Regions from separate parts of the Mus musculus genome. Here region 1 is linked to region 2. Evidence: chromatin loops called from intact Hi-C (ENCODE). Cell type or tissue: heart. All regions are shown on one strand. Links, peaks and the distances in the headings refer to the core of each region. The heading gives the core; the rest is flanking DNA. Region 1 holds the start of Fam131c (family with sequence similarity 131, member C). Region 2 overlaps Epha2 (Eph receptor A2).

The links. Peaks named below come from ENCODE experiments on the same cell type or tissue, not always from the same donor. Only the 100,000 strongest peaks of a DNase experiment are listed, where the experiment ranks them.
Region 1: a loop joins it to region 2, with 2.2 times the contacts of the local background. A loop is called at or near these places in 7 of 42 quality-filtered maps.

The regions. Positions count from the first base shown.
Region 1 is chr4:141,356,352-141,372,071 of GRCm38, reverse strand. It overlaps Fam131c (family with sequence similarity 131, member C), which reads right to left and starts at 3,880. Exons shown (of 7, transcript NM_001085513.2): 1 at 3,748-3,880. The coding sequence starts at 3,769. It also overlaps the pseudogene Gm13076. In heart, for the core only: CTCF peaks have their summits at 8,682 (motif pointing right) and 11,018 (motif pointing right); DNase peaks (open chromatin) are centred at 8,761 and 9,261; H3K27ac peaks cover 1,854 bases; H3K27me3 peaks cover 3,363 bases.
Region 2 is chr4:141,311,772-141,319,771 of GRCm38, reverse strand. Epha2 (Eph receptor A2) reads right to left here. Exons shown (of 17, transcript NM_010139.3): 4 at 3,030-3,185; 5 at 2,569-2,901; 6 at 1,175-1,290; 7 at 696-849. Among named protein-coding and RNA genes, the nearest start is that of Epha2, 15 kb to the right of the region's middle. In heart, for the core only: a CTCF peak has its summit at 4,079 (motif pointing right); DNase peaks (open chromatin) are centred at 2,941, 3,051, 3,651, 5,625 and 2 weaker places; H3K4me3 peaks cover 916 bases; H3K27ac peaks cover 4,250 bases.

The DNA of each region.
Region 1 (15,720 bases), core at 4,792-12,791, 48 kb before region 2:
CGGTCGGCTGTGGTGGGAGGGTCGATAAAGAAGATGTACAATTAGGGAATAGGGGTGGGCACAGAGGGACCCAGAGACGGAGTGGTGTGGATTCTGGCTTCCTCGCTGTTTCGTTCTGTCAGCCGCTGCCAGTGCCAGCCAAACCTAACCAGACACGAGGCCTTTGAGTGACCCCAGAAATCTGTTCGGGACTCTTGACCAGGTACCAAGTGCTTCGGGGGAGAGCAGGGAACCTTTGGGAACACAGCGTATAGGGTGGGGGGGGTGAGGCCCAGCACTGGGGTCTACAGGCCCTGGATTTGCATCTGGGCAGCCCAGGGGTGCGGGAGGGGGGGTTCTGCTGCTCTCTGAACCCACTTCCCTGCTAGGTTCAAGGAGAGCTAAGGAGTCAGGAGAGCAAAGGCTAGCCCAGCCTGGCTCAGGATAAGCATCTAATGAGTGGTAGTTTAACAAGATGAGCCAGCGGCCCTGGATGTGCCTCAGTGGACAGAGTGCTTGCCCAGCATGCGTGAAGCCCTGGGTTCGGTCCCTTAGCACCACACACGGGAGACACGCACAGTGGTGCACTCCTGTAATCCTAGCGCCTGGGAAGCAGAGGCGAAAGGGTCGGAAGTTCAAGGTCACCCTCAGTTACATAGCAAGTTGCGGCTAGCCTGGGCTACAGGAGACCCTATTTAAACAAGGGGAAGAAAAAAGATAAATAGGGCAGACATGGTAGCCCAAACATGAAGTGCTAGCATTTGGGAGACAGAAGCAGGAGGATGACCTTGAGTTCAGCGTGAGCCAGGCACTACAGGATAAGACCCCCGACTCAAAAATAATAAATAAATATAAAGTTAAAAGTTAGAAAAATTGAAATAGAAAAGGAACACAAACTAGTTCTTAGATGTGGTGTGTGTGGTCAGTATCCCATGGTGCTTAGCACCCACTGCCTCCTGGGAGACAGGAGGGGGTCCCCTTGCCTACCAGGAAGGCCTGCGGTAATCGGCCCCTGGAAGGCTGGTACATTAGCCCCACGAGAGAAGCAGCTATGGAGTTTTGATGTCCTCAGTACTGATGCTAAGGGTGTCTTCACACCGCGACCTTCCCCCCACCCATTCTAACACTCCCACACCGTTCCCATCCCCATTGAACTTGCTAAGATGACACACTGGGGAACACTGGCAGGGACTAGGGACTCTTGATCCTGTAGCCCAGCAGCAGAGGCTAACAGCTGGGCAGGGTGGATCTTTCAGGTATGGCCTGGACCTGGAAGAGGGGGACCTGCTAGACTCCATGGGACATTCGTGCAAAGTTCATGATCCCTGACCTCCACTCCAGGCTCTGTGCATGGCCCATGAAAACCCTTGGCAGGTGGGGACTGTGGTCAACAGTCTGAACTCCACAAGGGCTGGCTCCGTGGTGCTGAGGCTGAGGGCCTAGCTGTGGAGAACTCAGAGCCGGGTCCTTGCTCTTTCCCAGTTTATGGCCCTAGGCAAGGTCGCGTAGTCACTTGTAAAATGGGGCTGACCATAGTATTTGGATGCATTAGTTTCTGTGCCTACAGGGTTTTAGAGTAGAGCCCAGTGAGCCATAAAACCGTCCAAGTGACAGGCGAGCAGGTAACCTCTGCCCAGTGGGTCATCAGCTGGGTCTCTAGAAGGATGGCTGACCTCTGTCCACGTATCCACCAGATCTCTCGCTTCTAAGTTTGCTGGAGTGCACGTTGAGACCTCTCAGGACAGAGAAGTTAAGACAATGCAGCTTGATTTGGGGGTGTCACTCAGGAAGCCCAAGATGCAGGATGAAGAATGGAGACTGTCCCAGCCAGCGTGACCACAAACTGCCCTGGCAGAGGGGAGTACGGGAGGAGCACGGGACTTGGAGACCCCAGGCCACAGACTCAGTGTGACTTTGGCAGGCATCACTGCTGTCTGGCCTCTATACTGTTCTGGGTGGCTCCTGTGCTCACGGGCCAGTGCACTCCGGCATGGGTTGGCCAAGGGGTGGAGAAGGGACCTGGTCACTAAGGAAAAAATATCCAGATACCTCACACCCACAACTGCCTTCATGGAAGGCCATCCATGAGTCGTTGGGGCTTCTGGGGACAGCTCAGACTCTGAGAGTAGACCTAAAAGACCCTTCAGGGCTTTCCACTCTGAGAACTGTCCCATTGGCCAGATGCCAGGCTGGGTTCCTCAGGTCTCAACAGACCAGGAGCCATACTGGATTTTCCCAGCTGCTTCTAACGTGGTGCCTGACACTCAGGAAGTACCTCGTCACCCCCAATCAACTTGAACCAACTTCATACAGCCTGACCATGCTCCTCCTGTCCCTCCTGCTGTCACCTTCCGGGGACCCCCTGAGTCACTTCCCTCAACACTCCCCCGGGAACCTGAGGAAGCCCTCAAAGTCCAGAGAATGGGAGAGGGCTGCTTCCAACATTCCAACACCCCCTCCTGGGGTGTCCCCAGGGGGCCTGCCAGCCCACTCTAAGGCCATTTTACCTTTCTCTGTCTGGGTAAATTACCAGTGACCAATACAATGTCAGTCTTGCAAGACCTTGGGGCTGAGGTGAGTAGACTTGACCTCTGTACACTCTCACTCCTGGCCCCGCCCCCTGCTCCCACAGTGGGTAAGACTCCCAAGTGGGACAATGGCCCAACCTCTTTTTTTTTTTTTTTTTTTTTTTTGGTTTTTTGAGACAGGGTTTCTCTGTATAGCCCTGGCTGTCTTGGAACTCACTTTGTAGACCAGGCTGACCTCGAACTTAGAAATCCACCTGCCACTGCCTCCCAAGTGCTGGGATTAAAGGCGTGCACCACCACTCCCGGCATGACCCAACCTCTTTTGAGGTGTTTGCTTTTTTTTTGACACAGGCTCTCATGTAGCCCAGGTTGGCCTCAAATTCTCTATGCTGTGGATGCTGGCCTTGAGCTCTTGATCTTCCACTTTCTGAGTGCAGGCATGTCCCCATACTCCGCAACCTCTCCTAAAATATTACTCCAAATACAAATATTCCCTCCCCACAGCATCTATGAAAGATCCTATGCACACACACACACACCCATTTACAGACAGTGCTCTCCCCAAACCCCACAGATGAGGGACAGTCACTCCAGTTCTCTGGAATCACCTTGGAATGGCCAAGGTGCCAGGTGAGAGACAAAGGCCCAGGGGTTACTGGGAGCATCAGCTGTCCTCTGTCCTCTCCTGTCCCCTGAGCAGGGGTGGGGGTGGGGATGGAGTTAGGGATGAGGGTGGGGAAGAGGGAGCCTTGATAACCTGTTCATCCCTACTGACCCCTTCCTGCGTGGGGTGGGGGTAGGGTTCTGGGGCTAAAGACACAGGCACCCTGAGAGGAGAAATGGGATCCTGGCTTAAAAAGGCCTGCCGGCATCTTGAGCGGGAGCGAGGTCTTCCTGGAGCTCAGTGGCCCATAAGAGGACCAGAAAAAATAGGAAGGCTCCCTCCCCTCTCAGGCACACTGCAGGAGGCGTGTAGCTGCGGGGAAGAAAGCATGGCACCGGACCTTGCTTCATGCCACCTGCCGGGTGCCGAGTGGGGCGTGGGGTGCGGAGACCTCCGTCCCCTCTGCGCGCTGCTCGCCCCCCTCCCGAGCTCTGTCCCCGTGGGGCGCACCGTGTCCTCTGGGGCGCGGCTGATCCATGAAGGGCGGACACCCACCCTGGCTTCCCTGAGCGGAGCGCTGGTGCCCCCCCCCCCGCCCCCCGCTTCTCGCTGCGTCCCGGGCCGCCCTGTCCTCACCTCGCGACACACAGGATCCCATCACGGGGCGGCGGGGCTGGGCCACTGCGCCTGGGGTGCGGTGGGCGGCCGCGCGCTCATGTCTCCGTGGGCCGGGGCTGCGCGGCTCGCCCTCCTCTCGCTCCTAGTCCCCGCTGCCGCGTCCGGATCGCCTCGCGCCGCGCCCGCAGCTGCCAAGGCCGGGCGACACCGCGGCGGGCGGGGACCCGGGGAGCGCGGAGGGGGCGGGGCTGGGGTGCGCCCCGCCCCCTCTGTGCCAGTGTACCTGTTGTCGCTAACCAAAGTAAGGCAAACCAAAGTAACAGGACTCGGCCCTGTAAGGAAGACTTCTAGTTTCAAATCTGAGTAGCGCCTGCTTTCTGGAGCTCAAGGTCAGGGGAAAGGGCTGGGAAGGGGAATTCTGCAAAGATGAGCCTCATCCCACTGTGCACAATGAGCAAGATCGAGCTTTGTTTTGTTTTATTTTATTTTGTTTTATTTTATTTTATTGGCTTTTCGAGACAGGATTTCTCTGAATAGCCCTGGCTGTCCTGGAACTCAGTTTGTAGACCAGGCTGGCCTCGAGCTCAGAAGTATGCGTGCCTCTGCCTCCCAAGTGCTGGGATTAAAGGCGTGCACCACCACTGTCTGGCCCTGAGCTTTATTTTTAGTGTGTGTGTGAGAGAGAGAGAGAGGGATCAAAGTACACTTGGGGTGGCGGGTGGGGGGGGACGGGACTCTATTCTTTCTTTCCACTATGTGGGTCTCAGGGATCAAACTTGGTAACCAGACTTCCTGGTAAGTACCTTTAACCTGCCGAGCCATCTCGCCAGCCTCCAGGTCAGGGGTTTTTGATAGTCACCTGCTTATGGGAGGATGCTGGTCCAGGGAGGGAGTTCTGAGGGAGGACCAAGACACTGCATTAGTGGCCTCCTGGCTAGATAAGCGGTCTCATGCAAGAAGGTAGGCTACCTCCCAGGGCTCCTCTGGAGCAAGGAAGTATAGGCAAACCCTACCTAGGAACTTCTGTCATGGAATAGTGGAGGCTAATTGCTGGCACTTGTATGGCTGTTAGCGTGTGTGTGTGTGTGTGTGTGTGTGTGTGTGTGTGTGTGTGTGTGTGTTCCTCTTCTCACACATATGCACTGTGTGCATTCACATGCACTCATTTAGGATCCTGGAGAGAGTGGTCAGATGTGCTGTGACAAACCTTGCCAGGCCTGAAGCACCCTGTATCTGAGGTAAATGTCACCTCACCCCATCCTTGGACATTCCTGTTTCCAGACAGAGGAGTCAATGGGTCTGTTTACCAGCCCTGTATCACTAGAGACAGCCCTGGGGGATGAATATGGCTTAGAGCAAGGGTTTGAAGACCCTGTGCAGAGCAGAAGCCAGGCCTGCTGGGGCTGCCCAGGGCTGGGGACTCGAGCTATTGAGTAAAGTCAGAGTGGAGGTGGCCCCATGCTGTCTCTGGTGCTTTAAGACCTAGGTGTAAATGGAGACCTGGCTCATATAGACAGTGTTACTTAAACCCACAACTGAATCTGAAAGGAAAACACATGAATATCACTGCTCCATACACAACACAGGACAACAGGGGGCATGCATCACAGATAGCCCCGAGACCGGTGACTTACAGTGCACAGGAGCAGGGATGCCACCACTTGGGAGGTAGAATCAGGGTGGTCAGAAGTTCAAGGTCATCTTTGGTTACGTAGTGAGTTCAAGGTCAGCCTGGGTTACATGAGACCCTGCCTCAAAAAAGATAAGGGGGAAGAATATAAAGTATATGTAAGGATGTGCCTGGATTATGCGGAAATACCGTACCATTCTAACAAAGGGCTGGAACCCCTGGTGGCCGATAGCTCAAGGACTCCAAGGGTCGGCTGTTGTGACTTCAGCCTCCTATATCCACAGAGGCAACTAAAGACCAGCAGTCATGTGAAGTGCTGAGTACATGCAAGCATAAACCACACTTGAAAGTCTGTCTTCCAGTGTCCCATCCTGCCTGCTCTGGGCCCAGGTACTCTGCTCTCTAAGCCTGGCCTAGCTGAGGTGGCTGTGAGGGGACCGTCCTTTATCATAAGGACACCCAGGTGGCTCACTTGGTGTCAGGGTTGCTCCCACCCCTGTGTGGAGAAGGAAAGACAGATCTGCCTATGGCCAGGCTCTGGTCCTGTCCTGTGCATGAGACCTGGTACCAAGCAGGCAGATGTGTCTGCCCTTCTGACTGGATGTGGCTTGGAGGCACGGCTCTGACTCACCACGATGTAAGAGCGGGAGCTGGTCACAGCTGCTGATGTTCCTGCTGGCAGCCTAACAGCCTAGGGGCTGGGGTGGAGGTGAAGGAACAGGACCCGTGAGGAGCAGAGAGACAGGGCAGTTCCCGGGTAGGAGGTGCCTGGGATGGGGAAATGTGCATTGAATGAGCAGAAGGGTCATCTGTGTTCCCCGTGTGGCCAACTCAGGGACACAGGTCGGGGATGGGGTGGGTGCTTCTGCCCATCCCATGTATTTACACTGTTTAGCCTCCCGCTGATTCTATCTTGTCACTCTACAGCACTGGTACCGTCCTGAGAGACCAGGCCATACTGGGGGAAGGCGGGTGGTGGCTCTTCCTTGCATTCCCACATTCACCTTCCCAATCCTTGGAATTCTGCTGAAGCAGACGATGTGCTGACAGGTCCAAGATGTGTGGCTGCCCTCCCCGGGACAACGGTCTGTCCTTTCCCAGTTCACCCCACAGCCCATCTGCCCTGTGACCATCCTCTGACCTCCTCGGGTGTCCTCCCGACACACCCACTCATGGGAGAGAGGGGAAGAAACCTGGGAGCACCGTGCCTGGGGGTGCCCGTCACCCCTCATGTTCTTTTCTCCTGGCACAAGCTTGAGAACCCAGGCAGAGCCCCGTCTAGTGGCTGTCCATCAATGGGCAGACATCTGCAGCTCTGAGAGCCCGCCCTGCTGTGGGTATTGAAGCATGGAGAAGGGACATTACAGGGATGGATGGGAGAAAGATTAATCTGCAGGAGTCATTCCAGTGGTGAATCAGACCCGTGCCTGCCTGGCAGTCCCAGGGTCAGTGGGAACACGGTGGAGAGAGCCATGTGTGAGCTGAGCTCAGGGTCAGGACGGAGAGTGCTGCCCCTATTGCCAATAAAGCCTGCGAGGTGACAGCTCCTGCCAAGGGCCAAGGGGACATGGGGATAGCAAGTCTACAGTGATCCTGAAACCAGACATTGAAGGTTGGGTTGAGTGCTGGCAGCTAGAACTGGTGGGTGACTCTCTGTACACAGAGGATTGAAAACAGGGATACACTTGGGGACACTCTGGGCACATGTGACACCAGGGGAGCAGTAGGAGAGGTTGAGGTTGTAGACCCTCCCCCCCCCCGGACATTCTAGAGGATTCTCTATTAAGCACAATAGCAGCCATCCTCATCTGCTCGTATGTGCCCTGCTCGAAAGAGGCCATTGGCTTGCTGACCACTGATACTCCCTCGAGCAAGTGGATGGGAAGACCATGGGATCCTTGTCTGGGATTCCAGACGCTCCTCTCAACTCTCTGAGTGTAATTCTGCTCTCAGGGGTGGCTAGAATATATACACTCGGGAAAGTCGATTGAAGGGGGTTGCATCCATATGGCTATGGAGAAGCCGTCATCAGTCCTGGATGAAGTAGCTGCTGTATACTTTGGGACCCTCCCCCCTCGGTCTCCTGCAGGTAACTCCTCACCCACACTCTGTAAGCAAGCTCAATAAATTCATTGGCTCCCCGGGGCGGACTGTGGTGGAATCATACTGGAGTTTGCCATGAGACCTTGCGAGGAGTCTCTCCAAGAGAGGCAAAACCTGATAACAGGAACAGAAGAGGGCCTGGCAGAACTGAGTGGGCGTCCGTCTGGTAGCTGGGAGGACCCTTAGTAGGTGCTCAGTTAATAGGTGGTGACGGTCCCAGGTGTCAGGTCTAGAAGATGGATCATGGCCGAGACACCGTCGGGCTGCCCCTCACCAGCGGGCACTTGCTGAGCCCTGGTGTGTCCAGCAAGGGCTGTATGGTGTAGAGACTCCACCCTGCACACTAGAGCCTACAATGTCAGTGGAGGAATTCAATGCTGAGGTTTCTCAAGCAGTGATCAGGGTCCACTTGGAACCACATAGGGCAGGTGAAGCCCTTGTGAAATGGAGAAAGGACCTGGCCTAGTCTGGGGCTTGGGAGGCATATTCTGGGAGCAATGAGGGTGGAGCCAGCTGCCCAAGAATATATGAGACTCAGAAGGGCAGAGAGAGAGAGAGAGAGAGAGAGAGAGAGAGAGAGAGAGAGAGAGAGAGAGAGAGAGAGAGAGAGAGAGAGAGAGAGGAGTCTGCCAGTGGCCAGTTGTCCTGGGGGTGGGAGGGAGGAGAGACCCAGGAGATTGAAGAGAAGGCAAAAATCTTGGGTGGGTTCCAGCAATCAGAGCTTGAAGCCCTTCCAGAAAGATCTAGAAATAAGGCAATGTGCCTGCCGCCCTTGGAATATGTCCATTCTTGCCTGGATTGGGGCTCCCAACTGGACTCATAGGTCAGACGTCTCCCTGACCCCAGAACAACAGGTGAACTAGGATGGGGGGATGGGCATGCACACGCTCAGTCTGATGGGGGAGGCAGAGTCCTGAGGGATCTCTGATCGAGGCAGTGATAGCCACTGTCCATGCTCAGCCCTGGGATGGCAGCAAGAGAGAGTAAATACTTCAGGGAGTAAATAGTACTGTGGAGTAAAGAGGGCTATTAAGTTCATTTCTTAAATGCCTAGTGTAGGCCTAGTCAATGGTGGCTGCTTCCCAACAGGACCCCTTTCTCAGAGACCAGAAATTGGTGTTGTAACTCTAGTTCTAAAGATCTCTGCAGGCAGAGGAGCCCCTGCCGGAACCAAGGACTAAGTTGTCTTGAGCTGTACATGTCATACAACAAGTGACCACCAGGGGGCAGCCTGAGACGGCATCATTCTAAATCCTTTTCAGGTTGCTTTTTGCCCTTGGCCAATTGACACAGAAAGTACCACGCTGGCAACAGTGACCCAGCCAGGGCTCAAGGTTGTGCACACTGTGATCTGAACTTGGTACCCTGTGACGGGGAGGGACTGAAACATTGTCCCAGCCTCTGGTCACTGGCCCCGAGGTTTACCACGATTGTCTGCATGTGTCAACTCTCCTGAGCCACAACTCTAAGGCTGCATCCCTCCCCGCAGAAGGGGACCCTGTTCTAACAAAACATCTCTATATAGAATACGTCCCCTTCGGTCTGAGATCTGCATAGCCCTGAGCCCACTGTGCAGATGTGGAGACTGAGAACCAAGAGACCCCAGGATGCAGTGCGCACACGGGGTGGGGGTGGGGTGGCTGCATGTGGCTAGGTCCACCTTTTGGAGACCTACCTGGCTGGGCGGCCCAGGGGCTAGAGGAGGAGCCTGGAAAAGTCATGACCTCAGAAAGCCACACTCAGCTACTCAGGGGCAGGGGACTTCCAGTGAGAGTCTGATGTCAGAATCCTCACATATCCGGGTAGGCTAAGCAGAACAAGAGGTTCCCAGTATGGCAGAGGGCCAGCAGAAACCCCTCAGGAGCTGACTGCTGGACCCTGTCCTGAGCACTGGGGACATTGATATGAGGTTAGCCAGCCTAGAAGCTCACAAGTGCCATGACACCTGGTCGTGAGGATAGTCCTTACCATTAAGGAGCTCTGCTGGGCCAGATGGGACCTTGGTGACAATTCAGGCATTTGGGTTAATATCAGCATGGTGCCCCGGATGATGGCATCAGCCCATTGAACCCTCCAGTAGCCCAAGAGGTGAGCCCACGCCATGGTCACGTTAGAAACACACACCACTCAGTGATACCTCAGCCCAGTTCCCCTTTGTCATAACCTGTGAGATGACTCCAAACCCAGACACTCCTGGGACCAGCACTGCTCTCTCTATTCCATCTCTGGATATTTATGCAAGCCGTACACACTCCCACCCCGACCCCCATTCCCACCCCCACCCCACCCCACCCCGCTCCCTCCACCAGGCCACACCATGCATGCCTGTGCCTTGCATCCTGCCCCTTCACCTTTATCTTCATTCTCCAAACTTCCTGTAAGATGCTCACCACCCACACAACGGGATGTGGAAGAGAGGGTACAGGCGGGAGGGAGCCAGCAGTCCTGGAGATGGAAAGCCGGTGTTAGTAAACAACGGCTCACAGCCTGTTTCTATAAATAAAGTTTTATTTAAACACATTCACGCTTATTCATACACCTATTTTCTATAGCTGTTGTGCTTTATAATAGTGGAGGTGTGGCAGACGCGGCAACCCTCAAAGCTGAGAATGGAAATGTTTGCCAGTATCTGGCCGAGGGGATACCAGGCTCAGAAGCACCAGGAGGGGCATAGCAGAGGGGTGGGAATTGAGATTGTGGCTCAGACTGGCTGATTTTTTTTTTCTCATCCCCCTCCCCCCATCCCCACCCCAGGTGCCTGAGCAGGAGATGTTAAAAACACAATAGCTCGTCCTCTCTGAAAGTCAGGCTGGGTCTGGATTCTCCTCAGCAGCTGCTGATCATACCAGGCTGGCGGAGAGTCCTGCTAGCGTCTGCTCTTCGGGAGTTGAATGGGAACTAGATAGATGGACGGGGACTCTCTTCTCTGGGAGCTCACAGGACACTATGGGAAGATGTCCAAGCTGAAACCCAGATCAGAAGTCACGGCCAGTGGGATCTGCCCTTCCGCTCCTCCTCATGTGGTTTCCAGCCACTCAAGAACCATCCCCCAGTTGTCCTGGGGAGGGAGGGACACCTTGTCTATACAGGTTAGCAGAGACCTGTGATGTTTGATGAACTAGCCAAGCCCTTGGTCCATGTCTGCAGGCAAAGCTCAAATTGTCGTGGGAAAGCCCCCGATGGTATTTAGGACAATGGGTTCTAGCCCAAGACTTATTCGGACAAGTCTGTCCCTGCTGGGCCTCGGTGTGGTCGTCAGGAACCGGGGGGGGGGGGTGGGGGGGACTGGGGAAACACACCTGGAAGACCCTCCGGCTGCACACGCTAAGGCTCGCCTTTTCTCTTTTCAGGCCTCAGTTTGTCTCTGTAAAATGGGGACATGAATGATGGCCCTCCCACACTCTTGCAGCTGGTCCCAGTCCAGGGAGATCACAGATGGGAAAGCGCTTTGAGCTCCGTGGAAGAAAGGAATTCTATAAACCTAGGGGGTTATTATGCTGCGGATCTGGGAGCAAGCATGGGCTCGTACCCAGAGGTCTACAGAAGTTTAGTCTGGCCGGTAGAGGGCGCTATAGAGAAGCTGAGTCTTGAATTGGAATCCATTTGGTCCATGAGAGTTCAGCATAGACATCAGGTCTGTACTGGGGAGGATGGGGGACATGGCTGTGAATAAAAGGGGACCCACAATGCTTCGGTATAGTGGTGGGGCCTGGTCAGGGTAAGAACATGAAGCAAACTCATCTTAACACAGTGAGTTGGGAGCTAGGACGGGCACTAGACAGGCACAAGGACTCTCCTGCCTGGAAAGTTGAGCCTATGGAAAGTTGAGGAGAGATGTCAAGGCTGAGGCCTAGGTCAGAGCTTCAGGCTCCAGACTGTCTGTCCAAGAGAGCATGGAGAAGTGACACCTTCAAGTCCAGGATTAGACTGTGCTATCCGGGGGCAAGTTCCTTGTTTCTCAAGATGTCTAATCCTCCCCATAAAAGGAGACACATCATGACCAGAGGCTGCTATAGATCGACTGACCAATCCCTGAGTGACAGCTTTTAAATAGGGCTAGACCGTTGCAAACCCCATGCTGCCATCATGGGTTACTTAATGGTTAAATGCTGGTAGTAGGCTCTGCCCATTCTCCCTTCCCAGCCCTGGAGATATCCAGAGCCCCTGGGAAGTGTTATCTCCGCACAGGTGTGGGAGGGGCCAGCAAAGGGATCCCTGTGGGCCTTATCGGGTCCCCAGGACCCGGATGAAAGCTGATGGCTGTTCCCAGACAGTAGTTATCAGGATCATGTACTGGGAAGACCTTTCCTACTGATCTTGTACCCTACCCGGGTTGGTCTGGAGTGGCAGGGATCATGTCGAAGACAGAGTACAGAGCGGCAGGGGCTGAGGTTTGGAGAGGAGGAATGCCCAAGCTGATGGGAATGGGGAAGAAAGGGATTTGAAAGAAGACAGGAAGCAGCCAGTCTTCCCCAGCCCACTCTCCAGCATCCTCCTCCCATCTGAGACCCTCTCTGAACCGCAGTCTGCTTCTCTGTGAGACGGAAAAGTCGCCCCTTGGCTTCCAAGATTCCGTAAGATGGTCCTGCATCTCCAAAGAGTTCAAATGACCCCCTAGCAATCTAGGGTGAGGCCCCTCAGCTCACAAAGGCCTAGAGCTGGCTCTGTGCCTGCAGCCACCATTTCTTTTGTGTAGAAGACGAGTTTATGAAGAAAACTCCCAAAACAAACAGACCCCAGCTGGCCTCCCCTACCCAGCCTTGCCCTGCCCAGCCCTGCCCACTCCTGTCTTCCCAGCCCTGGATAGAGACAGGTTGGGAGGGGAGCCAGAGCCCTGGGAACCTGTTTTCCCAGCACAGGTGTGGGAGGGGGGTAGTAAGAGGTCAGGGTGGGCCTTGTGGGGACCCCAGACATGGAAGAGAATGATAGCTTTTCCAAGTAGCTGAGACAGTGGGCATGCAAGCAAAACACTCATGAACATAAAACAAATTAATTAATAAAAAATTAATTACAATTCTTGAGGGGTGTGGTATCAGCAATCCCAACACTTCTGAGGCAGGATTACTGCAAAGCCAAGGCCAGTCTGCTACACACAGAGTTCTAGGCCAGTCAAGGCTTCATAGTAAGACCCTGGCTCAGTAAATAAATAAGTAAGCAAACAGACAACTGCTCTGGTGGCAGCTGGGTTGTGGCTAGGGGCCCATGTGCTGCCAAGCATTTGCCAGGATCTGGTTTTTATCTTCATCCTTGAAGGAAAAACCACAGGACTCTGTACCCACAAAATCAGAGCACCCCGAGAGCTCAGGCTCAGGCTGGGAAAGACGATTCTCCCGGGGAGGACTGCAGACGGATAAACCGAGGATCTGAGGGGCGGGGCTGGAATTTTAAGTGGCGTTCTATGTCTGGAGATGTGTAGGGAGAGGAAGAAAAGAGGGTCTGTAGGGGTCCCCTGCCTGGGTCCGGTTCCTCTTGGGACCTGGAGTTTCATAGGCATTGCAGGGCCTTGCTGGGTCAGGGCAGGTCAGGAACTGAGCTGGAGCAAGGAAGGGTCCTGGAAGGTTTGCATGACAGGTCAGGCTCATAACAAAGTGCCTGAAGAAGAGAGAGCTGTGTTTCTGGGGGTAGACATGTTCTCCTTCTCTACCCTGGGGAGTCTCAGGACGGTCAGCCTCTCAGCATCTTCCTAGCTGTAGCTGGAAGGCCTGCAGGGCTCCAGAGATAGTCCTGTTTTGGAGACCCTGTTGTGAGTCAAAACTTTCGAAACACAGGTCTGCTCACCCCAGACAGGGAACCCATGGCAGATTAAGTTACAAAGAAGCCCCAAAGGCCCGCTCGGTGAGCCAGTGGGTTTTATTGGGATTTCCTACAGGGATATATAGGTGAGGGGTTACATAGAGGCGCAGAAATGACTCAAAGACAGCTCAGTCACCGAAGCCCACCCCAGTATGAGTGACAGCTAACAAACTGGGAACCTGGAACACACTCTACTGCCTGCAGGCAGCTCAACAAGTTGGAGTGTCCTTTCCAGATGTCTCTGTTGGTCTAAATGAACCTTCTGAGTAGCTGGTCTGGTCTCAGGGTCTTCTTTGCAGCTCAGCTAAGCTGTTTGTTTGTTTGTTTGTTTTTGAGACAGGGTTTCTCTGTATAGCCTTGGCTGTCCTGGAACTCACTTTGTAGACCAGGCTGGCCTCGAACTCAGAAATCTGCCTCTGCCTCTCCAGTGCTGGGATTAAAGGCGTGTGCCACCACTGCCCGGCCCAAGGCAACTCTTAACTCTTAAGGACAACATTTAATTAGGGCTGGTTTACAGGTTCAGAGGTTCAGTCCATTATCATCAAGGCAGCAAACATGTCAGCATCCAGGCAGGCATGGGACTCGAGGAACTGAAAGTTCTACATCTAGTTCCAAAGGCAAAGAGATGATTGGCTCCCAAGTGTCCAGGAAGAGGGTCTCAAAGCTCACCCTCACAGTTACACACTTCCTCCAACAGGGCCACACCTCCTCAAACAAGGCCACACCTCCTCTAATAAGGCCACACCTCCTCTATCAAGGCCACACCTCCCCTAACAAGGCCACACCTCCTCTATCAAGGCCACACCTCCTCTAACAAGACAATATCTTCTAATAGTGCCAAGCACACCTCCCTGGGTCAAGCATATTCAAACCACCACATTCACCCTCTGTCCCTCTGGGACAGATAAATCTTTGTGTGGAGAACTTGGTCTTGGGGTCCTGAGCTGTACTGACTCCCTCAAAGTCAGTGCTCTTAATCACTGAGCCATCTCTCTTCAGCTCCCAATTGAAGTCCATTTTCAACTCTTGGACCCTCTCCTTCCTCCACCACCCATCCTTGTCAGCCCCTGCCCCAACTGCTCTGTGCCACCAGTGGGGGGCAGGAGCTCTCTGACCCAACTGTATCTCACACCACTTCCTCCTGTGTGACCCCAGCCCAGGGCGGGGTGGGGGATGGGGCTACAGAGCAGAGGAAACACCTTTCTGTGTAAGAGACACAAGAAGCTCAGAGATGTTGAACTAAAAGGGAGAGTCAGGTTAGGGACATAGCTCAGTTGGTGGAGCAATTGCACAGCACGTAGAAGGCCCTGGGTTCAATCCCCAGCAGACACACATGCATTCCTGGAATCCTTAGTGCCTAGGAGGAGGACATAAAACGATCAGAAGTTGAGGCTGGAGAGATGATAGCTCAGAGGTTAAGAGCACCGGCTGACCTTCCAAAGGTCCTGAGTTCAATTCCCAGCACCCACATGGCAGCTCACAACCATCTGTCACGGAATCCGATGCCCTCTTCTGGTGTGCAAATGTACATGCAGACAACACACCGAAACACATAAATAGATAAATCTTAGAAAAAAAAAAGATTAGAAGTTTAAGGTTATCCTTGACAACACAGCCAGTTTGGGCCTCTCCTGGGGTGCTTTAGATCTCGATAGGCAGCTGGCGTGCGTCCTCTTCCGACCCGGCCTGGAAGGGTGATGTGGCTGGAGCAACACCGGCCTCACTATGTCTGCCATTTTAAATTTTCAGAGGCTGCTGACTGTAATCCTGCTGCTTGTATCCAATCCCTGGCACCCAGCATCCTGGACAGAAATAAAACTGGACAATTGGGAATATTTTTGGAAGTGTGCCCGAATTGGTGAACGCAAGAGTCCTTATGTCGCCGTATGCTGTGTAGTGGTGGCCCTCAGCATCCTCTTCACACAGTAGCTTTGGGAACGGCCAGTGTTCGATGGCCATCACTGTCAGCATGTGCTTGCCATCAGACTGTAAGCAAGGCCTTGCCTCCAGGAAATAATGGGAAGAGTGGCTAAGGCATTTGTCTCTGAACATGGAATGAGGTAAATTTCGAGTTGCTGTTCTGTATTTTAATGCTATCGGACCAATGAGCTGTGTGAATAATTAAGATGTAACAGTTTAATACACAGGAATGCGATTGCAGCCATCAACCTCAGTTCTCTCGCTCCAGTATTACACTCTGCAAAAGTCATTGTGTTCTGTCAGGACTGCTTTTCCTAAGGTTCTCCAGGCAGGAAACAGAAACCCAATGGCGAACTCCACAGGCTCCTTTGACCAGGGCTTCAAAATAATAACTTCACAGAAAGAAACCTTCTAGCGACTGGCCTATTTTTATTGAGAAAAAAAAAATTGTTCTTTTTTTTTTTTTGGAGACAGGGTTTCTCTGTGTAGCTCTGGCTGTCCTGGAACTCACTCTGTAGACCAGGCTGGCCTCGAACTCAGAAATC
Region 2 (8,000 bases), core at 1-8,000:
GCCACCTCTCCACATTCCCGCCTAAGGATATTAATTCCTGTTTCATAGCTAGGCAGAGAGGGAGGGGCCTTGCCAGTGGTCTATGGAGAATTAAGAACCCTTAGCTGTTTCATTTGCTTGTATTGTTGTATGAATTTCCTCATTTAAATATTTACTTATTTTGGTGTTTTTTGAGACAAGGTTTCTCTGTGTAGTTCTGCTTGCCCTCCAACTAACTCAAGAGATCACCCTCCTCTGCCACCCAAGAGCTGGCATCAAAGGCGTGCGTCACCACCAATTTTTGAAGCGGAATCTCATGTGACCGATGTAACTGGCCTCATCACGTAACCAAGGAAGACCTTAAACCTCGATCCTTCACAGGAACACACCAGGAGTTAGTCCATATGTTAGGGATTAAACCCAAGGCCTGGGGGATGCTAGGTAAGGTATTCAACCAATTGAGTCATACCCCAGCCCAACTTTCGAGCTTTCTAGGCAAGCCTTGAACTCAGGCATACCCACGTCAGAACTGCAGCTTCCCACACTTTCAACACTACCCAGAGCACACATCCCTGGTCCTCCATGTCCGTTTCAGTGCTCACTATACCCGAATATGGTTGCTCCGTGCCCTTGCTAAAAGGAAGGGCATTTCTAGACTCTTTGAACCCACTTCCTCCCCAACAATGTCCGACGTGGTTCAGGGTCCCCTGACTCACACAGTGTCTGGAACTCGTGCACTTTGCTGCCGGCTCCCTGGCCCTCCTGCGTCAGCGCCTGCACCTGCACCAGGTACGTGGTATCCGGAGCAAGGTCATCCAGGGTCACGGAGAAGCCTTCCGTGCGGCGCACATTATAGCTGTTGGCATCCCCCTGTGGGTGGTGGTGGGGAGAGAAGTTAAGAGCCAAGATCCTACCCAGAAAAATGGCTTCCTGTATTGTCCAACCAGGCAGACGCTCTTGGGAAACTGAGGTACAGGAGTACAGATTCACCAGAGGCCAGAGGGGGACTATACATCCCCAGGACTAGCTTAATTCCAAGAGCTCATTCTAACTGGCTCTGAGAACCCAAAATAGTCACCCCTATAAGCTTCTAGGAAACCCCAGGTCTCAGCTTCCCCAGACGCAGAAGGGAACCCTTCCAGATCGCTGTGCACTGAATATCTCCATGGCCTGTGCCAACCCCCATCGAGTTTACCTTCTTGCGGTAGGTGACTTCGTACTTCCACACACGGCTCTGCTGTGACACCGGGATGCTCCAGGTGACACTCAGGGAGGTGGTGCTTCGGTCCTCCAGCCTCACTTTGGGGGGCTCTGGGCAGAAGAGGGAGGGGAGAGGTGTGAGAAGCCATGCAGGGGTGAAGGATAGCGACAGAGTACCATGGCCCTCAGATCCTGCATGGGGTTCTTGGATGTCCTGTTATGGATGCTGCCCTGACAGCAGAAGCTAGCCCATCAGATGTCCTCTGGGGACATTCACTAACATATAAATAATAATAACTAAGTCACTAGCTGATTGCCACCGAGTTTTTCTGGAGATCAGGCAAGGTTTGAAAAGCCTTATATTGTATATTGTGTTTCTGTATTTGCATGTATGAATGCATTTGTATGGGCACACACACAAGTGCATGTTGGTATGCAAGCATGCGTGATAAAGACGGAAGTCGACATCAGGCGTCTTCCCAGTCATACTCTACTTTATCTTCTTGAGACAGAGACTCACTGAGCCTGGAGTTCTCTCATCCAGTCAGGCTCCCTGATCAGCTTCAGGGACCTGCCTGTCTCCACAAGCCCTGTGCTCAAATTGCAACCACACGCTGGTGTCTGCCTGGTACCACAGTGCTAAGGAGTCAAACCCAGGCCCCAAGCTCGTGCATGGAGCACTATACTGAGTGAGGTGTCTTTCCATTCTCTGGTAAAAATAAGTTTTCAAGAGCATCTCTACTTCTGAAAAAAAAAAGCATTTAAAAACTCTCCAGAAGTAACCTGAAGTCCCGGAGTTGAGTGAGTTGATCATACAGATCGCTCTGTGTGTGTGTGTGTGTGTGTGTGTGTGTGTGTGTGTGTGTGTGTGTGTGTGTGTGTATGCACATGTGTGTTGGAGCACGTGCATGTGGAGGTCAAATGCTGTCTTCTTCCACTGTCTCCACCTTGTATTCTGAGGTACAGTCTGTTAGTGAACCCAGACCTGGCTGTTTCAGCTGGGGAGTCCCTATCTCTATGGGTCTTAGGGATCCAAATTCAGCCAAGCCTATGTAGAAAGCACTGTAACACCTGAGCCATGTCCCGTTTTTCCTGTGCCTCCCAATGGCCTCGAACTCATTATGTAGCTAAGGATGTCCTTGAACTCCCGATCTCCCTGCCTCCACCTTCAGAACATGAGTGTTGTGATTATAGGCATGCGCTATCACACTCAGCAGGAGTCTTAACTATTTATCTCTGGCTAGCTTGGTGCTCACTACATAGACCAGGAAGGATGGAATTCTTAGCCACTTCCTGTTTCCTCTCTGCACACAGCTGAGTCCTGGGTACCCGTCCTCAAGTCTCACCCAGGCAGGTGCCCCTGGAGAGTCCTCACTACCCCTGGCTCACCTGTTTGGTTAATACTGACGCTGGCAGTCCGGAAGCTTCGGCTAGTCACCAGGCCTGAGACACCATTGCGTGCTTCGACAGCGAAGGTATAGTTCATGTGGGGCTCCAGGTCACTGACTGTCACACTCGTGCGGGTCAGGGCGTGAGGAGGTTCTGAATAGCGCACGCTCGCCTCACAGGGCCCACACTCGCCAGACTCTGGCCAGCACTGTTCGCAAGTGACACTGTAGACAATGTCCTGGCGGCCACCAGTGTCCTTGGGAGCTGTCCAACGCAGTTCTACTTTGGCACCCATGCCAATGGCCGTGAGGTAGTTGGGGGCAGAGGGTGGACCTGTCCAGAGAGTGGAGGTCAGTGGAGCTGCCCCTCCCTCCCTCCCTCCCCACCCACCCATCTCACCCCACCCCCCACCCCCACCCCCGCCTCAGTCACACCTCTCTCTGGATCTCTGTAAGACTCACGTGTGCAAGACATGGACAGTGGGTCCTCAGGTGCCCTGAAATAGCCTTCTTCACACTGGCAGGAGGTGGCACCCTCTGTGGATGGCAGGGTATGCTCTGGACACTCCAGGCAAGGGCTCTCAGATGCCTCAGACTTGAAGAATCCTGGAGAACAGGCTGAGAGGCACAAGGAGAGACAGGAGGTTAATTCTGTATGCCAGTCCCCAGCTGTGTTCTTGCTGATAGAACATCACACCCATGGCCAGTGTCTCCTAGACACCCTGTCTCAAGTGGCCCCAACTTCCCCAAACCCCGGCACATCGGATGCCAGCTGCCTTTTGCAGAAAATGTCACACCTTGAAGCATAGCACTGGAGAGCCACCGCTCACCTCCAGTACACACACCCCTTCCTGCAACCTGCTTTGTGCAGACTGGCCCAGCGGGATCTCAACAGATTCGAACTGACCAGGGTAGAGATTTTTATCTGTGTCTCCCCCACGCCTGACGAACCAGATGGCCTTCCCCAGCCAGGATGCCCCCCTGCCAAGGCCCCTCTACCCTAGGACTCCATCTCTTTCCTGTTCCGGGGCTGGTCTCCAAGAAGCAGGAAAGGTTGGGCCCAGCTCTTTCCCTGAACTCATTTCCAAAGCCAGGGTATTTCTCCTTTCAGAGAGCCGCCAGGAAGTAGCTCTTCCTCTTTTAGTGGTCCATCCTGGCCAGCTGGCTAGGGGGTCAGGCACCTGACGCTGGGGCTTCATCCTCCTACCACCTTACCCCGCTCCTCATCCCAAGCTCTTTCCTGGCCTACTAGGCAGGAAACTGCTCAGACAGGAGGCTCACCTCACGGGGCTGGCCAGGCCCTGGGTGGCTTTGGAAGAAGCTGCCCCCAGGTCTTGCAATGCCCCTTTCGCTTTTTCTGCAGAGAGGGTCCAGAGGCACCACTAACTCCCTGCACCAAATCCTCAGCCTAGCCCCATGTGGTTCATGGATGCTGAGGTGAATGCTAACACACTTGAGTACTGGCAAAAGTATATGGCATGTCCATATGAAGTGGCCGGCAGAGGGCAAAGAGGATGGCCAGGCCTCTGAGGAGCCAGAGAGGATACTTCAGCTGGGGTTTAAAGGCTGTGTAGACATTCAACAGGGCAAAGGTTTTAAGAGTAGGGAATTAAGGGTAAGAGCCTGTCACACAAAAGGTATGAGAAGTCTTCTAGGTACAAATAGAAGGAAGTGTCGCACGCAATAATGCAGCAGAGAGACCTTGAACACCAAGCAAAAGTCTAGATTCCATCCTGAGAGCCACAGGGTGCCCAACAGGTGCATCTCTATGTCTGATACAGAAAATGACAGTCACTCGGGCACCGTAAGGAAAAAGCCCTGGACAAAAGTTTCCAGACACGGGGCAGATCCTAATCTAGGGACAACCTCCCACCCCACCCCCTGGAAGCCAATTTCAAGTCCCCTGCCCTCATCGAGCCTCTGACCAAGCCAGGCTGGAGAGCAGAGCCCCTCTCTCCTTGGGAAATAGAATAGAGGTGAAAGGGAGATGGGGCTGAGGATGAGACGGGGCTCTGTCACGGGCTAGCCTGTGCCCTGCATTTGCTACAAGTCAGGCAGTCAATAATCCTGACTCTTTGTGGTCCCTTGAGTTAGCCCAGGCTGGCCAGCAGACACACACAGAGTGAACTTGGGTACCTATTTCGAGAAGGGGGGGGGGTTATTCAGAAGCAAACAGTAAGACAAAGGTACCCACCCCAGCCGGAATCAGTTAATCTGCACAAAGGTTGAATTCCTAAGCATGAAGCACCTACTGTGTGCAGGGTCAGAACTTCACATCTATTTAGTCCTCACGGCAATCCTTCACATGTGGGTGTGGCTAGTAGCATTAACCCTATTCTCTGCAGGTGAGAAGGCCGAGGTTCCGACAGGCCAATTTGTTCAAGGTCTCAAAGCCAAAAGGTAAACTGAGGATGTCCGAGGCATCTCTCCTGTCACCCACTCCCCTTGCTGTTCCCAGGAACACCTCAATTTGGAACAGCGTTCAATATTGGTGCAACATGAATCCTGCAGACCTACCTCACCAACCAGGAAGTCCAGACTGTAGCTAAAACAGCCTGGAGAGGAGCTCCCAGGTCACCAGGCCCACCCAGGGGGCTATGGAGTTAGCTACATACACCTCCCCCAGCTCCATGAGCCTTTCTAGCATCCTGCTGTGTGTCTCTGGCCTCACTCTCGTTACAGAGCTGTTACAAAACGAAAATATCTCTCTTCTTCGTCTAACTTTCACACAAAACTCAGACGCCAGAATGCCAGGCCCTGGCTTTCCCCTTCCCCTAGTGTTCTCTCTAAATCCAGCGGCACTTGGAGTAAGTGTTGGTTCACTGGGGACCAAGGTCAGGGAACTGGGAGATAGAGCCCCCAAGTCACAAGCACTTCATCTGAGCCCCAGTGCTCAGAGTGCAGAATGGGGGTCACAAAGGCCCGAGCCACCTGCCAACCCTCCCCTGCTCCCCACCATCTCACGCCAGGAGAGGAAGTGGGGGAAGAGATGGGTTCTATTCTTTGGCCCCAGAGCCTGGGGGTGGCCTGCCTGACGGCAGGAAAAAGGGAATTTGGAGAGATTTCCGCTGCGGATATGCCAGATAATGCAGGGGAGGCGGCGTCCACAGGGCATGCTCTTGCCTGCTGAAAACGTGCTGCCCCCTCCTCCTCCTCCAACCACATAGCTCTGGAGCACCCACAGGCCCTGCCTGCCAGAGTCTGCAAGTGTCTGAGAAGTCCCAGAACACGCCAGGAGGACCACCGAGGACCCTAAGAGTCGCCTAAATTTCCCCAGCATCTAGGGCAAGCAAGCAGCCATGGTCTCACACAACGTACCCACCACACCAAGTGCCCACCTTGCTAAGCTGCTCTATAACCTTCACTACCTGCTCGGTTGCAGGGCTCCTGGTGAGCCAATGGGGCGTCTATTACCCAGGTTCAAGTTTACCAAACAGAAACAAGCCCAACCTACGTGTCTGGCACAGCGCTGAGAACTGGGATGTGGTGGTGTGACTGAGAGATTAGCATCTTTTCAGCTCCAGGGGAATTCACAGCCTAGCTTTTATGCCTCATTTGAAATTATCTGTGCACATACGAGGATCGGCTCTGCTCCCCCTCTCCCTCCCTCCCTCTCTGAGACTGGCAGCTTAGAGAGAGCAGGAAGAGTCTGGTTTATCTGCCCCATGTGTGGCTCCGCACAGGACCTCATGTGAAGGAGGTCTCAACGCATCAGTCTTGAATAAATATGGAAATGTGAATGAAGAGATGAAGGAGTGAATGAATGAATGGATGGATGGATGGATGGATGGATGGATGAATGAATGAAGAGATGGAGAGAGTGAAGGAAGAAATGAAGGAGTGAATGAATGGATGAATGAATGAAGAGATGAAGGAGAGAGTGAATGGCAAACTCGCAGTGCACAAAGAAGCATGCCAAGGGCTGCAGAAGGGCCTCCCCAGGGACATCATCACTTGGGCACCCACCTGGCTGGCAGGAGAGCCTGGCTCGGGCACACTTGGGGCACCTGTGGAGTGTATCTTCTGGCCCCAATTGCCTGGCAGGCCTGGGCCACTCCAAGCAGAACTGGGGCACAGGCGCTGCAGCTAGGGCTGTACCCTGGTTTTTCCAGTTCCCGATGCCCGCCCCTCAGGTGGCAGTGCAGGTTGACTCAGGGACAGACGCCCTCTGTGTGGCGCTAATCCAGCTCCTATGGAGCCAGCCCCTCCCCAGGCCCAGCCACCTCCCAGGCTTTGGGTAGTAAGGTTGTGAGGTCAACAGGTCAGTTCTGGAGGCAATGGGCCTCCCCAACCAAGCCAGGAGCAGCTGGCAACCAGAACACCACCTCGCTAGCTGGGCCATGCACGTGGAGCCTGAACTTTGTATCCTGACAGTGAACAGCAACTGTGCGTTACTGACCCAGGGTGTAGAAAGTGGCCCCCAACAGGCTCTGTGGTGCCTACAGAAAAGGGGAGCCACATTCCCAGTTCTCAGGCCCCATCTCCTCTCCCATGTGCCCCGGGCGCTATCTGTGGGCATATCCGCCACCTAGCAGATAAGCTAAGCGCTCCCCTCCACCCACCCGACTCCCTCACCTCCACTCTTTATCTTGTTTGCTTTCTCTGCGGGCCTCCTTCCTTCCGCTCGGGGGACCCACTTACCTCCGGTAACTAGGGAGAGGCTGAGCCTGCTTGGTGTGGCTATTAGGGCACAGAGATCAGAGCACAAGGGTGAGGCTTGGGGATTGCCACCATGACCTTTACCCTTGAAATCCACAGAAATAAGATCCGGTATGACTATACCGGGGGAGGCATACCCCTGTGAGCCACTATCAACAGCACTTAGAGTCCCCCAGTCCCACCATGGTGCAATATCACGGCTGTGGGCCCTGGGCAGGGAGTCCCTTCTCACCATCTATCACATGTAACATTGAATGTAAATCACATGTAGTAGATCACATGTAAACCACATGTAAAAGCTCACACTGAGCTGATCGAGAAAGTGACAGCTTTTTGGATCTGATCATAAGGTGGCCATGTCCCTCAGAGCCATGCACACATAGCAAGGATAAAGCCCAAAGGGGCGTTACCATAGTTACACTGATCCACACAGGAGGGGATGGTCTACAGCCATCTCCTCTCTGGGCCTTGATCTCATTTGTAAAATGGGAGAGTCCTCACCCTCTCTGAGTGCTTTACAGACTATAGACAGATCTTGCCTGTGAAGTGTTTGCTCTGGTACCTAGAATGAAGTGTCCCTGCATATGAAAGGCTGTCATGAAACTGGAGCCAGCATAGACATCCTCCAGAGGCTGGCCTTCCAGCTGCTGGGCTGAGCCTCTGGCCTAGGCCGTCGGCCACCTGCTCACCTGGCCTCCATCTCCCTGGGCGGAGGTGAGGTGCCAGTCAGGGGTGGAGGGGCCTGCAGAAGCCAAGGCAGGCAGGAAGCAGAGA